Regions from separate parts of the Homo sapiens genome. Here region 1 is linked to region 2. A link is a contact called in ENCODE Hi-C or POLR2A ChIA-PET data. All regions are on one chromosome and are shown on one strand. The core of a region is the stretch at or near the end of the contact, and the rest is flanking DNA. Distances in the headings are between cores, read along the strand shown. Region 1 overlaps SUFU (SUFU negative regulator of hedgehog signaling). Region 2 overlaps HPS6 (HPS6 biogenesis of lysosomal organelles complex 2 subunit 3).

Evidence for each region. A loop is a pair of places that touch in the nucleus more often than their neighbours do. ChIA-PET counts read pairs that join two places held with the same protein, here RNA polymerase II (POLR2A). Pooled maps may share reads with other maps.
Region 1: POLR2A ChIA-PET joins it to region 2 with 10 read pairs in Caco-2. The contact joins two enhancer-like sites. A Hi-C loop is called at or near these places in 1 of 168 maps with a recorded cell type or tissue (B cell), 1 of 37 single-sample maps with no recorded cell type and 7 of 50 pooled maps. POLR2A ChIA-PET finds 5 or more read pairs at or near these places in 3 of 52 experiments (CD8-positive, alpha-beta memory T cell, Caco-2 and activated CD8-positive, alpha-beta memory T cell).

What each region holds. Positions count from the first base shown.
Region 1 is chr10:102,628,599-102,631,535 of GRCh38, reverse strand. It overlaps SUFU (SUFU negative regulator of hedgehog signaling), which reads right to left. Exons shown (of 12, transcript NM_016169.4): 12 at 1-1,470. The coding sequence ends at 1,381. Among named protein-coding and RNA genes, the nearest start is that of TRIM8-DT, 13 kb to the left of the region's middle. RefSeq lists enhancers at 1,630-1,924, 2,535-2,937. Within about 2 kb of position 1,640, at least 26 of the 41 ENCODE cell types and tissues checked have a DNase peak (open chromatin) inside an H3K27ac peak, as active enhancers do.
Region 2 is chr10:102,067,634-102,070,667 of GRCh38, reverse strand. It overlaps HPS6 (HPS6 biogenesis of lysosomal organelles complex 2 subunit 3), which reads right to left. Exons shown (of 1, transcript NM_024747.6): 1 at 2,632-3,034. The coding sequence ends at 2,866. Among named protein-coding and RNA genes, the nearest start is that of HPS6, 3.8 kb to the right of the region's middle. Within about 2 kb of position 1,372, at least 2 of the 41 ENCODE cell types and tissues checked have a DNase peak (open chromatin) inside an H3K27ac peak, as active enhancers do.

The DNA.
Region 1 (2,937 bases), core at 391-2,890, 560 kb before region 2:
AAGTATTGTAACAGTCCCATCCCTAGAGTTGGGGGTAAGAAGGCAGGAAAGGGGCTTGCTGGTTCCAGGTCAGGCGTGGGAGATAACCCGAGAGGAACTCCAAAACCATGGGCTAGAGATAGGCTGGCTTCTGGAAGGCAAACTGTGAGATCTGCAGTACTGGGGGTGAGGGGCTGAGGACCACGAGAGGCCAGGATGCCAGAAAGGAGAGGGATTAGGAGTGGAGAATGAAAGATAGGGCATGAATGGATACAGGGAGGATGGGAGGGCAGCAGAGAGCAGTGTTAGCAAAACCAAAGTGAAAGAGATGTTAAGAGGTGGATTTTTCAATTTTAGTAAGGCAGCCCTACAGCCTGAAGGCTGGGAGGCCCAGGGACTGAGGAAATGGGACAGGACTGGTTACAGAGCTGGAGACCCAGGCCCTGAATGACAGTGGGGATGGTGTGTGATGTGCTGAACCTCACCCTCTCCCAGGTAGGCCTGGTTGGGTGGAAAAGGCCTAGAAGATGAGGCTGGGGTCACCAAGTCTTTGAGACCCATTCACTTGGAAAACAGTAGCACCCCTCCCTGGCCCCAGCTAAACTAGGCTCAAAGCTGCACAAGGGAGTGTCTCTACTCTCCCCCTGCCCCGGGCTCCACCAGGCCCAGCTGGGAAGAAAAGCCTCTCTGTGCAGCCGGCTCCTCCAGGGCTCTGGGCTGGCAGGCGAACACCAAGCACCTTCTCTGGTGGCAGCCCAGGGAGAGATACAGCCCTAGGCCTCTGTCAGAGAATGCGAAAGTTCAACGGGGAATGAAGTTCTGTTTAAAAAACATTATATACATGGCTTCTGGACATCTTTGCAGAGCAATAAAATACCACCCGGTTTCTACAAAATAAAATAAGGAAGAAGAAAACCAAACATGATCAGAGGAATTGTTCCGCGGCCAGAGGAGCTTGAGTAGCAAAGGCTTCCAGAGATGAGCTGGGAAGTGCATCCACTCGCTCTGCATCTGGCTGTCCGCCTCCCTCCTGCTGGGCTGTGCGGCAGGGGGTAGGTGAGAAAGAGGGCTGTCTCCACCTAGGGGCACAGCCAGGGTCCAGAGTCAAACCTCAAACCAGAATCTGTGCAGGCTGCAGGCAGGGAGGGTCCGCATTTGCCCACTCACTGGCCTGATGGGTCACAAGGCTTAGCCAGCGGCGGGGTGCGGCCCCTGAGCTGGAGGTGAGGTGGAGGGCCTGTGGCCTGTGCATGGCACCCCACTGGGCTGCGGGGTGGCACTGCGCAGTCTTCCTCACACTTGTCCTTTTATTTGTGGAGATCTCGTTGACACAACTGTTACACTGGAAGTCACTGGGGAGCAGCTGGGCTCCCTGCTGGCCACTGCAGGGCCCAGCCCAGGCTAGTGTAGCGGACTGTCGAACACCACGTCAGGCAGGATGGAGACCTTCAGCTTCTTTTCAGGCCAGCTGTACTCTTTGGGAAGTTTGAACTGTGGAGGGAGCAAGCACAGACCAGGAGTGTGAGTGGTTAGCAGAATACACCGTGGTCTTTCCAGAGATTGCCCAGGCCTGTCCCCGGGGAGCTAGGGATAGGACAGGCCGCGGGAGGCGTGGCTTCATTCTCAAATGCTAGACCCAGGTGGCAGGCTGGGCTCAAACGGCTGGAGTTGGTGACCCCTTCTTTCCCCACGGCCTGTCAATAATGAGGCAGGTTGGAGGAGGGCGTTTTCTCCTCCTTTCTCCACTAAGCTGACCTCCCTCTTGCTCACTTCCTTGGTTCTGCCTCTGGCCACAGGCATGTAAAGAATCTGCTCCCTGAGGCCCTGGGGCTGGAGGATGGGGGCTGGGGGAGGGTCTGGAGGCTATGGGGAAGTGGCCTGAGCTCTGTCACTGCCATGGCCTCTCTTTCAGAGGCTAGTGCAGGAAGAACCCTGGAACCTGTCCTCTGTATACTTGGCCAAAGGCTCCAAAGGGAAGGAGGCCCCAGTTCGGCCCCAAAGTCAGAACCACACTTGCGGCCTTGGTGGGAGCAGAAGAGTGGGACAAGTGTGGTTTGAGGTGATCCCTTGGGCCTGAGAGGGGCCAATCCCCACCCTGCTCCCTGTATTCATTCGCACCACTTCCCAGGGTTACCAGCCTCAGAGTGGTCCCAGTGGTGGCCAAGGAGAGCCAAATGTCTCCCACCCCATCCCAGGATACACTGATTTGCCTACAGTTCTGTTTCTCCCATTCACCTGGGAGTTTCTGGTAGGGGAAGGGGAAGAGGCTGATGCCTCTTATTCCCTCTTTACTGTAGAACTTTGCATGCAGTCTGGCACACAGATGGAGCTCAATAAATGCTCACTGCCTGGGACTGATACCGGAACTTAGACACAGGGTCTGTCTTTTCTTTTTCTTTTGAGACGGAGTTTCGCTCTTGTTGCCCAGGCTGGAGTGCAATGGCGCGATCTCGGCTCACTGCAACTTTTGCTTCCCGGGTTCAAGCGATTCTCGTGCCTCAGCCTCCCGAGTAGCTGAGATTACAGGCATGCACCACCAAGCCCGGCTAATTATTGTATTATTAGTAGAGATGGGTTTTCTCCATGTTGGTCAGGCTGGTCTCAAATTCCCGACCTCAGGTGATCCACCTGCCTCGGCCTCCCAAAGTGCTGGGATTACAGACATGAGTCACTGCGCCCGGCCCAGGGTCTGTCTTTTCTAATTTGGCTAGGCCGGAAGTCAGGGCAGGGTGGAAAGGAGAGAACAGTGTTCTCAGCCTGCCTCGGTCTGGGGCTGGAGGCAGACGAGCCTGACCCTTCCTGGCTGCCTCCCTCTTCGCTCCCTCTGCTGGGGGACTGTCTCTGCCAGGACCAAAGTGGCGAGTGAGGCAGGGTGTAGGGACAGCCTCTGGACAGAAAAGGAAAAAAAGAAAAAAGTCATTTTTAGTGACCTACTTTCCTCTGCTCCCCCAGGCTTCT
Region 2 (3,034 bases), core at 123-2,622:
AGCTTTACTGCCATGTGAACCTGAGAGAGCTCCTGAGGTGAGGCACACCTATGGAAATGCTCCTGCCCACTGGCTTAGGATCCTCCCCTCACCTTCCCAGGGACTTCAGACCCCCCTACTCCAGTCCTGCCTGTGGACCTTGGATCTGAGACCTTGTTCACCACTCAAAACCTTCAGCAGCTGGGTGCGGTGGCATGTTCCTAAAATCCCAGCTACTTGAGAGGCTGAGGTAGGAGGAGTGCTCGAGTCCAGGGGTTCAAGTCCAGCCTGGGCAACATAGCAAGAAATTGTCTCAAAAAAAAGAAAAGAAAAAAGGCAACCAAGCCAGGCATAGTGGCCTGTGTCTGTAGTTCCAGCTACTTAGGAGGCTGAGGCAGGAGGATGGCTTGAGCCCATAAGCCATTGCACTCCAGGCTGGGCAACATAGCAAGATCCTGTCTCTTAAAAACAGAAGCAAAAAGCTGGGCATGGTGGCTCATGCCTGTAATCCCAGCACTTTGGGAGGCCAAGGTGGACGGATCACCTGAGGTCAGGAGTTCGAGAGCAGCCTGACCAACATGGAGAAACCCCATCTCTACCAAAAATACAAAATTAGCTGGGTGTGGTGGTGCATGCCTGTAATCCCAGCTACTCAGGAGGCTGAGGCAGGAGAATCGCTTGAACCCGGGAGGTGGAGATTGTGGTGAGTCAAGATCGCACCATTGCACTCCAGCCTGGACAAGAGTGAAGCTTCGTCTCAAAAAAAAAAAATAGAATTAAATTAAATAAATAAATAAATAAATAAGAAACCCATCAATGCCAGAACTTACCCCTTTCTCAGGTACTCAAGGCCAAGGACTTTGGCTTAAGATCTCCACCCTCCTATTCAGAGACCTCTGTCTGATAACCCTCTCAGGAACTCCATTAAAACTCAGTCACACGGTGATCCCTGTGCTGTTTCCAAAGTCCTGCATCCCTGAGCTGTCTTCCAAAGTCCTGAGATGCAGCTGGGATCACTTGCACCCTCCACATTGAAAGGAAGGATAAGGCTAGTGTGATCAAGCACTGAGCCTGTAAAAGCAGGTAAAAGTCACCATCTAAGCCCACCTGCTCTGCTCAGAGCTGCTGGGCTGGGTGGCCTTCATCTGGAGGCCCTACTAGTGGGTGGTCCCAGGGAACTTCCTTAAGCCATACAACCTTAATGAAAAACCTGGCTTCCTTCTCTTACCCATGCCCCAGGGGCCCACTGAGTAGAATTCCTTCTCTCCTGGGCACAGGAGGACCAAGCCAAATCTCAGGCTTGGGAGATTTGAGAAGCAACAATGATTAAGCAGGATCATGAACAGGAAGCAGCCTCCCATTGAGGAGCCATGATGAGCCCAGTTTCAAGACCAAGAAGAGGAACTCCTTCCAGACCAGGAAGGGGCTGAGGTGGAGGCCAAGACTGGAACTGTCCCTACCCCTGGGCCTCTGGCAAGAACAGTAGCTTGACTCCAGGTATTGGTAGGCAGCCTGGCTTGAGGGCCAGGACAAGGGCCATCCAAGTTCTGGAGGAGGCCAAGATGGTACCTCAGGACTTGGCCATGTAGATGAGCCACCTCAGGACCTCTATGAGGCTGAAGAGTTAACACCAGCCACAGATAAGACTAAGTAAGCTACTTCTCTCCCCTGAGAGACAGGAACTGTCCCTAGTCTCACTAGTCCTAGCCTGAGTCCACCTTAAGCCCAGGTTAAGGCTACCAGAATCTAAGCTGCAGGTCCCAGCTGAGGACAAAGCTGAGCAGCAGCCCTAACCTTGGCCCCAACCCTGGACAAGGGGTATCTGGGACTGCGGATGATGCTGAGTAGCTGCATCCAGGGTCCTAACCTAAGCTAGAACCAGGGGTCTATCCTACGCTAGGCTGAGGGGTTACTTGGGTAGAAGTGAGCATGGGGCAAAGGCCTCTTCAGAGTTGAGCCTGTTGAATACATCCAGACAAGCAGAGATCTGTGTTGCAGACGCTCTTATTTCTTGACTTGGGAGAGTCAGCAGGAATATGGGGCTCTCCAGATAGCTCTGCTCCCAGTGAATTTTGTTACTGAGCCAGAGAGCTCTGCAGGCAGCTCTCCTGTCTGTGGCAAATCTTCCCCTAAACTAGAAGCTGCTTCAGAAATCCTGGTGGAGACAGGCAAGGACCCAGGGCCCAGTAAAGTTCCTACTCCGGAGCAGAGGAGTCCTGGGGAAAGGAAGGGTGGAGCTCTGTAGTCCTCCTCCTCTTAGCAGGCCAGGGAAGCTGGCATGGAGCCAGGGATGGGGAGTACATCCAAGCCCAAGCAGGTGGGAGCTACTGGGCTGTTCAGTGAGGTGGCTCCAATCTTTGAGGTGCTACTTTCTAGCCAAATGAACTTGGTCAAGTCATTTAATTTTTCTAAACTTCTATTTCCTGTAAAATGGGAATAACATCAGTACTTTCCCCACTGGGGTTATGAGAAGCTAGCTGAGGGATTATATAAAGATGAGTAGAATGCCTGGCTTCTATTAAATGCTCATAAATGTTAACTATTTTCATGATTGGAAGTGGGGACTTTAGCCAAAAGATCCAGATCCAACCACTCCCTCTATAACCTGCATCCTCTGAGACCTGTACCTGTTTAAAAACACACAACTGTGTATATATTAAACTATGTATATATTTAACACACACATCTTAAAAATAGCTCCAGATGACAGAACAGTATTGCATACACAGGTCCATACATGGGACCCTCCAAGTCCCAGGCACCCTTCCCTGATCACTGTGTCCTAGAAATGATTTCCTGTGTCAGTGACACAGAGGAACTGTCCAAGCAAGCCTCCAGTCCCAAGCAAGCCTCCAGGCCCTGAGTGTTCTGATGCCTGAAGGGTAGTCATAGGTCCCGAGGTGGAGTCGGGGGTGGAGTGCTGGGGTCCCATAGGATGTCCTCATATGGGCTTAGAACTGGGCCCGACAGCCATCCTTGAGCCCCAGTCTGCTCCAGCAGGGCTTTGAGCAAGCCCACAGTGAGAGGGGGCTCTGCTCCAGGCTCAGGGAATGGG